2 separate regions of the Homo sapiens genome follow, and region 2 is linked to region 1. The links are chromatin contacts, found by Hi-C or POLR2A ChIA-PET in ENCODE. All regions are on one chromosome and are shown on one strand. Each heading gives the region's core, a stretch centred on a gene start or an enhancer-like site at or near the end of the contact. The rest is flanking DNA. Distances are from core to core; before and after follow the strand shown. Region 1 overlaps PCDH9 (protocadherin 9). Region 2 overlaps PCDH9 (protocadherin 9).

Region 1 (6,131 bases), core at 1,315-3,814:
CCTCTAATAAGCTGTATTATTTCACTGCTTTGTTTTCTCACCTCTTATAATCATTGCACAGAATTTTTTTCTCCAGTGCTCACCCATCTTTTAAAGTCTTCATCTGCCACAGAAATCAAAATTTACTTCTTTTTTATAATCTTGCCTAGCATTTCCCTACTTCTCCTAATGTGCTAATTATTTTCTTCTTCAACCGTTAATACACTTTTATCAATTTTATATTAATAACACACATCTAATATAATTATGTATTTATATGTCTATATCTCCTAGGCTTTGTGCTTCTTGAAGGCAAGAACTATTTTATTCACCATTTTCACAGTGTGTGGTAGAAGCTCAACAGATACTTGTTGAAAGGATTAATTCTCTACAGTGAACCTATATTCTGCATATTACTAAAAATCTCTCTTCAGTTTATTACTTATGCACCCATCAAATGAGAAACATTGCTTTATGTTTGCTTTTTCTCAATATCATCTCAAACTAAAACACAGTTACACTTTTATTTAATTTTTCAAACCAGAGAAGCCAACTAATTTGAGGAAGCTGTCACTATCAGCAGAAAACTGGGGTACTGCTTAAATGACTGGTCCTAATTGAACAAAAGAGACTAATTAGGTATAAGTAACACCACTGCATTAATGAGAATATCCCCTTGACATGTTGTTCCATGGTAGGCTTCCATGTTTTACAGACAAGGGTCTGCAACTTTGCTTTTTCCCCAGCCTCTGTACACATGACAAAAATGTCACAATGCTGTATATAAATGGAGCTGGCTGAATAAATAAGCTTTCTTCACACACATTCAAATGGATCAGGAATGGGCATGACATATAAGTGCTAGCCAACTGCAGATGATAGCCACAAGTGCCCCCTAAGCCAAGGGATAGTGAAAACTGGTAGAAAATGCTTCCAAACACCGTGCTAATTTTTACGGAAATATCATCCTTAAGCAAAATCCTAAACTATCTATTTTGTTGAAAAATCATGGGTTAACTTGCTAATATTGCCTATAAAATGGAGGAGGCAGCGTGCAGACAGCCATCCTAGAACATTACTGGGCAGCAGTTACTGCTTCCCAGAGGAGAGAGGAGATGAATCCTTCCAAAAGCCATGAGCGAGTGAGCACACAAACAAATCAGTGGGGAAAGCAAAAGGATTCAGCAGAATTCAGTGTTTGTAGTAACAAAGAGATGCTGTTTTATAGCCACAGTAAAAGTTCAGTTGTAGAACAAAATGAGTGCAAACACTCCATCTGTAATGAGCTGCTTTAAATTGACAGCATTATCATGTTTTACCATCTTTGCAAAACATTTTTATTAGTTTGATTGGCAATGAGTAAACAGAACACCCTCCCTTTTCTCTTTCATTTGAATGTGGCAGAATATCTTATATAGAAAGAAGAAAAGCCACCAAAATAAAAACAGGCATAAAAATACTACTCCTAATCAGGAAGCATCATATCAACAATAAAGAGAGAAAGTAAATTAATAAAAGAATGGGAATATGGTGCACTGTGATATTTTCCCCCAGTCATATATCGGCTGGAATTAATTAATTAAAGCTATTTATAAATTATTTGTTAGGCAGTACCTTTCATAAAGGTGTTAGCAACAAGTATTTGTTAATCAATTTATCTTATATTTATATGTAGTATGATAGATTGAGCATTCCAAATCCCAAAACTGGAAATCTGAAATGCTCCAAAATTGGAAACTTTCTTGAGCATTGACATGATTCTCAAAGAATGTTCAAAGCATTTTGGATTTTGAATTTTTGGATTAGGGATGCTGATCCAGTCAGTATATAATGCAAATATTTCAAAAACTAAACAAATTCCAAATACACAACTCTTCTGGTCCCAAGCATGTTAGAGAAGAGATAATCAAACTGTATTCATTTTATACTAAAAAGAAAAATAAGTGAAATTATGTTAAATAAATTCTTAAGATACTTTATTACCCTGTATTTGCTGGCATTTAACACAATCTCCTCCTTTTCATTCTTATTTCAATTTGTGTGTGTGTGTGTGTGTGTGTGTGCCTGTGTGTGTCCGTTTGGGTTAGTTCCATTTGCGAAACTGTCTGATTAGTGACACCAGAACTGAAATCTAATTAGGATTCATTCACTTTAACTTTATTTATTAAAGATACTATAGATGTAGTCATGAGTGTTTCAGTGAACTGAAAGTGAAAAGGGAACCAAAAATGGTAATAACAGAGCAAAAGATCTTATATTGTTTCACTGCTACATCAAGAACTTTATAGTGAAATATACACATAGGATGAAAAAGAGAGTTAACAGGCTGCAATACAGTATTGACAGCAGGAGAGTTAAGGTCAAGCAAAGTTGAACAGCAGCATTACTGCCAGCCATTCTTCCTTGTAGATCTGAACTTTAATCCACAGAGATTGTTAAAGCCTTAGGTGGAGGTTGGGTGATAATGGTGGCTGTTATCCTAAGGAACAGATGGTAGAGTGAGTGACACCTATAAATGTGCAGGCTGCGTCTCTTCAGTGACAAGATGCTAAACGCTTCTGGCACTGAAGTAAAAAGACAGGTGTCTTGACACAAAAAGAAGTATTGAAACTTTGCCTCTAACCATGTATGACGGTGGAGCTAATTCTTCAAACCTAAGTAACTGAAAATCTAAATTGGTGTGTATTAATTGGAAAGATTACTCTAGGATCTTTCCCATCCATGTTTCTTCCCTTGCTCTATCCCTCCCTCTCTTTCCTTCTTTCCTTCCTTTTCTCTTTCTTGCCTTTCTTCCTTCCTTCCTTCTTCCTAATTAGACCCAGATGCCTGTCATCTCATAGTAAATTAACATTACAGTCTACGTTTTTTATTTTAATGGGTTCATAAATTTATGTGAAAAAAACTATCTTTCTTGTTTCTAAGACAAATAAAATAACAAAGAGAATTATTCCTTCATAGAATTATACATGACAGTGGAGTTCTTCAGTTACCTTTATGTCTGCCTTAAGTGTAGTGTGAAGTTAATCACATATACATATACTGTATATGATAATTGTAATTAGCAATGTCGGGTTTAGAGATTCATGTGGCCAACAGGGAAAACACAATAGTGTAAAAACAAATTTAACAAATGTACTTACTTTAAATTCCATTATCGTTTCAACAGATTACTTGTTTTAAAAGGTATTAAAGCTAATAACATTTAATCTACTTGCTTGAATGTAACAGCATTATTTTAGAAGCCAATGAAAATAAAGCTCCAATAATCAAGCACAACAGATGTTAAAGTTTTCAGCACAATTCTTTCAAAAAGAAAATAGGTTCTACTAGTCAATGCCTTATACTCTTTTTTCCTCCCCTTTGATTTTAAACATATAGTCATATTTGTTTTTTTCTAGAAAGAGAGAAAAAGGTGATGGACCAATAAACCATATTATAATACTTCAATGAAATGTTCTGACACTAGTTATAAATAAATACGTCATAAATGTTGAAAGACAACATGAAAGTTGTTTAGATACATTTCATTGAAGTGGTAATGTAAGTGAGTGGTACCACTAAAGCCAATATAATGGTATTAAGGATTAATTTATACCTTGGGCTTTGCTTCACTTTACCTATAAAATCACTGACTCATCCTAAAGTAATACTAAGTTATTTTCTATCTGTTTTATTCTAGACTGTATGTTCTTACCAGAAAATGTCTTTCTATCTATGCATAGCAAAAGGTATTCGTTGAATAAAGACACTAGCCTTGGGCATGCAAACAATCAAAGTTAATTAACATGAATAGTCCATGTTCTCTCCAGAGGAGTGCTTAGTGAGTTGTAGACATTTGAAGACTAACTGTAGGCCCAGGTTTTACATCTAATGACCATCATATGAGAATGCATTATATATTTATATACATATCTTTATATATATATATAAGCATATATTACATGTGCAGTATTATGAAATTTTAAAATTGGCAGCAAAAGTCAATTTTAATTTCTGTTTGTTCTGGTTCACAAAGAATCTTACCATGATGTAATCCAATCAACTAAGGTGAAAATATTCTTCACTCCTTGATTCATTGTTGAAAATAAGCTATTTCTAAATTATTTTTGTGATTATATTTAACATTTTCACTATCAATACACTATAGTAACTACTCAGGTTGCTTGAATTTAGTATCGAATCTGTTTTGGCACACTATCCTTAAGTGCAACACCTACATATATATGTATGAGTGTGTACATATATTTATTAGGCATTCACATGTATAGCCAATTTAATGATCAGATTTTTTCAAAGGTAATCTGTAGTAATATAACAAATTACCACAGATTTGGTGGGTTTTCTTGGCTTGGTTTTTGTTGTTGTTGTTTTGAGATGGAGTTTAACTCTTGTCACTCATGCTGGAGTGCAATGGCACCATCTTGACTCACTGAAACCTCTGCCATCTGGGTCCGGGTGATTCTCCTGCGTCAGCTTCCGGAGTAGTTGGGATTACAGGCATGCGCCACCAAGCCCAGCTAATTTTGTATTTTTAGTAGGGACAGGGTTTCACCATGTTGGTCGGGGTGGTCTCAAACTCCTGACCTCAGGTGATCTGCCCACCTCAGCCTCCCAAAGGGCTGGGATTACAGGCATGAGCCACCGTGCCTGGCCCAGGTTTGGGTTTTATAACAAGCTGCACATATATGGTCTGTGTTTTCCTAACTCTATAGGAGTACAATGTATACATATGTTCTATGTTTAATAAAATCTATGTTCACAACATTTTTAATGGCATGTCCTTGGAATAATTTATCCAGTTGTATATGTTAATACAGACAGTTTTCTACTATTGTGGAATTCTTCAGGTGATCCTGGAATAAATCTCGAAGGTAATAGATTGACCAACAAGAAAAATGTTTTCATTTACTGACTTACATATAATTACTGACTTATATAAAACCACACTAATATGCCTTAATATACCCTTGGAATTTCGTGAATTGAAATTTGCAGAGCACTTTGATGGAGCAAAGTAAGCATTCTAAATAGGATATTATTGATTTTTATTATAAAATTCATAACCCAGGTGTGTAAGAGTCTTGGAATAACTATGTATTGACTTCAGCTCAGTAAAACAAAGATTTTTTGTGTGCATAATGCAATGTATTTATGAGTGGTATACAGAGTGTATATCTGTCACACTATATTATTTATATTGTAGAAAAGTCCACATGATAGAAAAAAGAGTTACAGAGTGTGGTTTATATATGTTTAGAAAACAATCACAACAAATGTTATTAGATTAATCCAAAAGTAATTGCGATTTTTTCCATTGAAAGTAATGGCAAATGATAGCATTTACAAATTATACAATTTACATAATACATACATAAGCATGTACAAATTATAGCATTACTACATTATTTACATGTATGTAATACATTATTATACATTATTTACATGTATGTAAAAACATAATTATTTACAAATTATACCATTACTTTCATTGGCAAAAACCACAATTACTTTTTGTATTTGAAAGTAATGGCAAAAACTGCAATTACTTTTGCACCAACTTAATATATGTGTGTATATAAATCACAAAATCTTTATAGTCCTGCAGTTTGTCATTCAAACATTGTCAATGGACTAAAATTATTTTACTGAAATGTTTACCAGCATAGCATAATAATGAATTCCCTTTTTTAACATGTACTCAATTTAGAGGAAAAAAACACTGCTCAAGTTATAATATATTGAAAATTTCATCATAAGTTCAAATATCTAATAATTGTCAAACATTAAATCCTGTGTTTTATGACTCACCTACATTGATTTTGCTGTACTTATTTATAATGTATTAATTTCTCCATGTGTTTATGTGCAAAGGATCACTCTTGCATTATTACAGATGAACAGAGCTACAATAGAAAATGAAGTTACTTCACTTACTCTTGCAATAAATTCAGTGCGTGGTGTAGGATGATAGCTAACCTCACACAATAGCTTCTGCTTCACTAAAGGCTTAGAGCTAGAGAATTTGCATAGTAATGGTAAATCGCCTGTTTAGAAATTGTCTTGCCTTTGAGTATTAACTTTTCTGTGTTATGCTTGATTGATTATTTATAGAAATGTAACTCCTACAGAGAGCCAACATTAGCTGGCTAAGA
Region 2 (6,131 bases), core at 1,889-4,388, 200 kb before region 1:
TGGTGACGAGCCTAATGGGTGGTGTCTGGGTCATGGGAGTGCATCTCTCATGAATGGCTTGGTGCTGTCCTCCTGGTAATGAGTTCTCCCTCTATGAGTTCACATAGGATTTGGTTGCTTAAAAGAGCCTGGCACCTTCTCCCTCCCTTTCTTGCTCCTGCCCTTGCCATGTGATATGCTGGCTTCCCTTCACCTTCTGTTATAATTGTAAATTTCCTGAGGCCCTCACCAGAAGTAGATGCCAGACCATGCTTCCTGTCCAGCCTGTAGAACCATGAGCCAGATAAGCCTCTTTTCTTTATGAATTACCCAGCCTCAGGTATTCGTTTATAGCAATGCAAATGAACGAACACACTTCCTAAATAAAAGATTCCATGAATGAATGGATAAGTTTCTTTTGGATATAGCCCAGTTTTCAAGTTCCAATATGATAATATTACCTTAAGTCTGTGTTATCTCTTGAAAGGGGTATTTAGGAGTCTAATAATCACCTCCCACATTTCCAGTGTCTTTCATATCTAATCAAACTTAACCACCACTTCAAAGCACAATGCTATTCCTGTCAACAACTCTTTTTCTCTGTTCTTTTCTTCCTTGATGCTAAAAACTTAGTTTTCAATTCTATACTGAATTTTCTATAAAAATCCTTTAATTTTGCATTTGGAGTAAGGTCTCCACCTAACTTGTTAGCTTTTTCTTTTACGATTCTGCAAGAAACCAGACACTTACTAGCCAAACAGTACTATTCACATTTAGACACATTCATTCAGGGATTTCATAATACTATCAGTTTACTTGTACATTTATTCAGTAAACATTTTTGTGTGCTTACTGTATGTCAGTTTGGTACTAGGCACTGAGCATACACATAAACTTAATTTATAATGTTGATGCTATTTCCTTTCTTGAAACACTCTCACACTAGCAATGCTTATTAAAATTCTTCACATATCAAATTACTTATTCTTTAACAATTAAATTTATTTAGTTTAAAAGTTGAAAGAATGTAGTAGAATCTTTTTTCAAATATCTCTTTCTCTGTGAGGCCTACCTCACCCACCCTAATTAAAACTATAATCACTCATTCCCAGCATGAAGAACTCAGAATCCCAACTATCCTGTGCTTTTTCTTTTTTTTTTAAACACTAATGTTCTAACATGTCATATAACATATTTATTACTGTGTATTGAATATTACTTGTCTGTACTCACTAGAATACAAGCTTCACAAGGGCAGAGAGTGGTGACTATTCACCAATGTACTCCAACTACCTGGAAAAATAGTAACATTCAATAAAATGTCCCGCTGGTAAGATATTCTCTTAATGAAACCTCTTCTGAGAACCCAAGCTTCAGTTTACATAGCACTTTCCTTGTGCCTCTCAGATAAGACAGAACATTTTCCTTTACTGTATCTTCCCATTAAATACAAAGCTCTGCAAGACTAGACAGTGTTGTTCACATATTTGTATCTTCTGGAGAGTTTAGCCCATCAGCCGAATTAATTGCAAATAATTATTGAAAAAAAATAAATGAAGTTAATACAATAATTCATAGTATACAGAGAAAATAATCTGTATCATTTTTCAAATATTGTGACCCAGTTGGGTCTAAGTAAATTATTGTTTTCTTCATTTAGGTTCTTTTAGTTTGAATTCAGTATATCAGAGGATTTTTAGACAGCAGTAATGCAGATGATATGTTCTCTCTGAACTGCTCGAGTATATTTGATATACATAATTTTTCAATCTTTTTATAGAATGAGATTGAGGTTTGCCTGAAAGAAGAAAAGCTCAAGAAGCAGTAGTCTTTGCTACAGGAAGACACACTATAACAGATGTTCTTTTCTTTTTTTATAGTCACAGAAAACCATCTTAACTTTGTGAAATTAAAGGGTAGAACTGACACAAACATGGAACAATTCTAACTTCCTAACCCAACCTCAAAACTTAGGGTTTGAAAATTGGTTACAGCTGTTCCTTTCTGTTTCTTAGGGTTTTGTTGTTGTTACTGTTGTTTTTTTCCCTTAGTGGTGGACACTTTTATGCACCAGCACTCAAGCAGAGTCTCTCACTGCAGGTGCATTTACCATTTGGGGACCGTGCTGCCCTTGTTTTGTTAGCCTCAGCATTTTTAAAAACCTCACTTCGCCCGTGGTGCTTGTGAATATATCACTGTCCACCTCTTTTGCCTTTTGTATTTACCGTGTCTTATGCTTCAGCCTTTCCGATGCCCTTGAGAAGCCATAACCATGCTTTACATTTGAAAGAGTGCCAGCTCATTTAATCAGGCTGAGTTTGAGAGGCATGGATGAATTTATTCTATCTAACATTTAATAAAAAATAATTTAAAAATGTGACTTATGCCATGACATGCTTAGCATTACCCTTCCGGGTTTAAATTTGAGAGCTGTCAGCACCCTCCGTGGTCTGGAAACTGACATGTTATCAATCAAGTGCGTGGGTGACAAGGCCGCTGATGTCCTCCCAAGGCTCTTGTTTAATAATTAATTTTTCATTGCAGGCATGTTCCGTAAATGGATTACAAAACTTAAGCCCGTTTAAAAGGTTTTAGAAATTCATTATTAGTTTTAAAAGATGAATGCACAAATTAACTATCCATGATAGATGAGGCATACCAAATATAGCCAGGTCCTATGTGGTTTTGGCTTATATTTATATATAGCGTAGAGTAGGGTAAAAAGTCAGTACAGTTTTATAGAGAATGTCACTGAAGCACCGAGGAAGTGATTCTTTCAAAGGAGACTCAAAAAAGGAGATCAGATGACAAAATTGTGCTTTGAACATTTTCATCTTTTCTGTTGCTCTCAGAAGTCCCCAGCCATCTAGCCTCTGGACAGGCTCAGCTCTATTTCTGGAGTCAGTACCTCAGCTTGTTTTTACCACAGAATAATATTATGATTTAGAATGAAAGAATTCTTATCAGTTATCACATCTTAATTTCCTTAATTCAACGTCAGTGCCAGTTTTTAAGCTGTTATCTTTCAGCTCCAAACCCACCAGCTTTGTGATTCCCCGGGCTAGTCTCAGCGCTCTGCATATCCGCTTTGCCATCTGGCTTCTTAATAAGTTTGGCCAGTAGGGCACGCTAGAGGGAGACCGAATGGCGGGGTGAGGGGAGCTACTGCGTCCGGCTTTGCAGGCCGTTCCTTTCAGGGTTGCCGCAGCAATGGCACTTCATCCTGGCAGCAGCCATTTGCTGGTTGCAGTGCCAGTTTCTTGGTTTCTTTTTTGCATTCCTGGAATCAGTTTCATCACTCTCTCTTGGAGTTACCAAGAGTCGCCAGTCAGTTTCCTCTCCGTGGAAGGCTGAGTCCCAATTCCATAGGGCTCTGTGCCAGACTTTTAGTCTCTGATAACTCCGAAATCCTTCCTTCTGTTTCCTAAGCTCTACAGGTATTCTAGTTTTTCTCGCAATTTTTCATTACTAGGCTACATCAGTGTCCTTTTTCTTTCTTTCTTTTTCTCACTTTTTATTTGTACCTTTAGTCCTCCAACAATTAACAATTCCCCATGTTAAATTCTCTCTGTTTAAACAACTAACGGGCTCTCTGTATTCCAACTAGATCTCGGCTGATGCAAATGCCGTAGACAATCAATCGATCAATCAATCAGCAAATCCAATTTCCCTCTAGCCACTAAAGGGACTTAATATAATTGAATGATTATAGAATTCTGATCCCATTTATCTCAAGCCATTGAAAATATTTTTCGTGTGATTATAAGATACGTAATTTTAAAAAATGATTTTCTAAATCAGGATTCTTACCAGATTATTTCACAGCTTATTCACTCATTGATTGCTTTCCTCCCACCCTTGTTAGCTTTTGTATGCCTGTCCTGCATTTTAAACCAAGGTATGAGGAGGATAAAGTAAATAGTAAATGGTATGATAGTGGCCAAAACTTTGAATCTTTTTCCCTATTCATCATCTTTGTGCAAGTTGGTAGGGAGGTCCACTAATTCAGCCTCCCCATTCCCTGTCCCTTCAAAGTAAATCAGAAGCTTCAGGTAAAAAGCAGAGAAGCTACCCAAGTTCTTTTCATTTATTTTATCATCATACTAATAATTTTGCTTTCTGAAATGATTACTCTTACAAGCAGCAAATATATTTTTTAGGAAGTTAGAATTATTGATGTCACGTTTTCATATTCAGTATCCCAAGTAAATATCAGGTAAATTCAGGAAAATAAATACAACCATTTTCTTGGTTAATTGTTTTTAAATTTAATATATGTTCATTTATTCTTTTAAATATATATTTCATAAATGGTGACTATGTATTCCATGACATAAAAACTAAGTATTTTTAGTGGGAAATTCTTTGTGGAATCACTGAAATGATAACTAGTGTTAGCAATACTTCTGTTTCATGAGACGAGTCACTTTATGAAGATTGCAAATTATTTTTTGTCCCCTCTAGAGTTCATTTCATGGGAAATTTAAATTTTATTGTCTTAACTTTAATGTTAAACATTTCCTTCACATATGGTATGGCCAGACATGTTTTCTTCTTTGCTGCTATTTTACATTTTAGATGTAGTCCATTCAGGATCTTTTTTTTTTTTTTTAGGAGTCAGAGCTTGAAGTGACGCAACACTTTCACTCTTTATCTCTGATTTACATGCTAATAAAGACAACTGATAGACAATATGATATACTTTGGCCCTAGAAGATCCTTAATGAGGAAATTCTGTGGCCTGTTTTCTCTTCTGTGCTATTTTTTGTCTTCTAAGGCAGGCATTTTTATCAGTTCAGTTTGTTGCTGTGACTAGTTCAAACTTGTTCAGGGCTTTATGCCTGAAATAAGTAATCAATTAGCCTATATATATAAATATATAACCAACCATTACAATTATCTAAGAATGTCAGGGAGTTGTGAAGTGGAAACAAATTAAAGAGTTGCAAAATTAAAAGAGCTCGTCTTCCAACAGAAGTGTGCTGACATATATTAAAGAATAAATGAATTAAAGTCACCAAAGAGGAACAGGAGTTAAAAAGAAGACCATTGTTTAGATGGAGTCAGGCTGGTGCACTGCCAAGGAAAGCAAACAGGATTTCTGAAGGCTTGGTATGAATTTCAGCTTGCATCATTCCGCTGGAGGGGGTGATTTCCCCAATATCATGTTAGATCCATAGCTTGTTCTTGACAGAGTGGCAGTACCTTTCCTCCACTGCACTCTCACCACTAGCATAGATGTAAAACACAGTAAGTACTCAGAAACTACTTGAAGAGTGCAGTTATCAGTAGAGATGATCGAAACATTTGTTTTTCTAGGGAATATCTTTGCCTTTCTTCTTCCAGAATCCTCTGGTTATAATGTGCTCACTGCTAGGTCACCAGTCATAAAACATTATGTAGAGGTTACTGGTCATTATCCTAATATATTTATCAAAAAATCTGGAGTATATGAAACTGCCTTTCATTGTAACATTAGACAAAAACATTTATTCTATCAAATACAGACTTAAAACTGCCACCAAATTGGAAGAATATGATCTTAAATTTAAAAAAAACCCATATACTTAAACACAATAATCTATCTTTATCTACCTTCCTAAACATTAATGCATGAGACTTCTCTTAATATCATGAATATGCACTATGATTTTTATGTTACATCTTTTTCTTGTTTCCATTTATGCTAGTGAAATTTATTAGTATCCTTCATTGAAACACTATTATTTTCCATGGAGGAAAATATTTTATTTCCTTTATGAAAAGGGTGCTTTACTTCTGAAATACAGAATTCATTTTGTTTCGGATTCTGTTTGTTTGTTTTCACATCAACTTCATTCTAAATGTTCATTCAAAATTATTTTTCAGACTTGAGTTCAGGTGAAAATGTTAATGGAATTAAAAAGTAGTTAGTCAAATGAAATTTCAATATATAAGTCAAATTTGAAGAAAACTGAATTAATAAAGGATTCTAAGTTTATAAAGAAATCAAAATTATGCTTTCAAAAATATTATGTAACTGGAGAAAGTAATTTTATTTTGAGATCTCTCATGATTCTTTAATATATATTTTTTCTTATTAGTATGCAACCTTTTGGTAACATATATAGGAGACAGTTAATTTTGGTAAGACTACATAATTCATACATTCT

Evidence for each region. Hi-C counts contacts between places; a loop is a spot of excess contacts on that map. ChIA-PET counts read pairs that join two places held with the same protein, here RNA polymerase II (POLR2A). Pooled maps may share reads with other maps.
Region 2: a map of OCI-LY7 shows a loop between it and region 1 (9-fold over the local background). The contact joins two enhancer-like sites. A Hi-C loop is called at or near these places in 1 of 168 maps with a recorded cell type or tissue (OCI-LY7) and 3 of 50 pooled maps. POLR2A ChIA-PET finds 5 or more read pairs at or near these places in 2 of 52 experiments (OCI-LY7 and WTC11).

The regions. Positions count from the first base shown.
Region 1 is chr13:66,790,889-66,797,019 of GRCh38, reverse strand. All of the region lies in intron 3 of PCDH9 (protocadherin 9), which reads left to right. Among named protein-coding and RNA genes, the nearest start is that of PCDH9-AS2, 31 kb to the left of the region's middle. Within about 2 kb of position 2,564, at least 2 of the 41 ENCODE cell types and tissues checked have a DNase peak (open chromatin) inside an H3K27ac peak, as active enhancers do; they include OCI-LY7, where a contact is called at or near this core.
Region 2 is chr13:66,991,363-66,997,493 of GRCh38, reverse strand. The region is part of intron 2 of PCDH9 (protocadherin 9); the gene reads left to right. It overlaps PCDH9-AS4 (PCDH9 antisense RNA 4), which reads right to left. Exons shown (of 3, transcript NR_046637.1): 2 at 1,213-1,272. Among named protein-coding and RNA genes, the nearest start is that of PCDH9-AS4, 3.5 kb to the right of the region's middle. Within about 2 kb of position 3,138, at least 8 of the 41 ENCODE cell types and tissues checked have a DNase peak (open chromatin) inside an H3K27ac peak, as active enhancers do; they include OCI-LY7, where a contact is called at or near this core.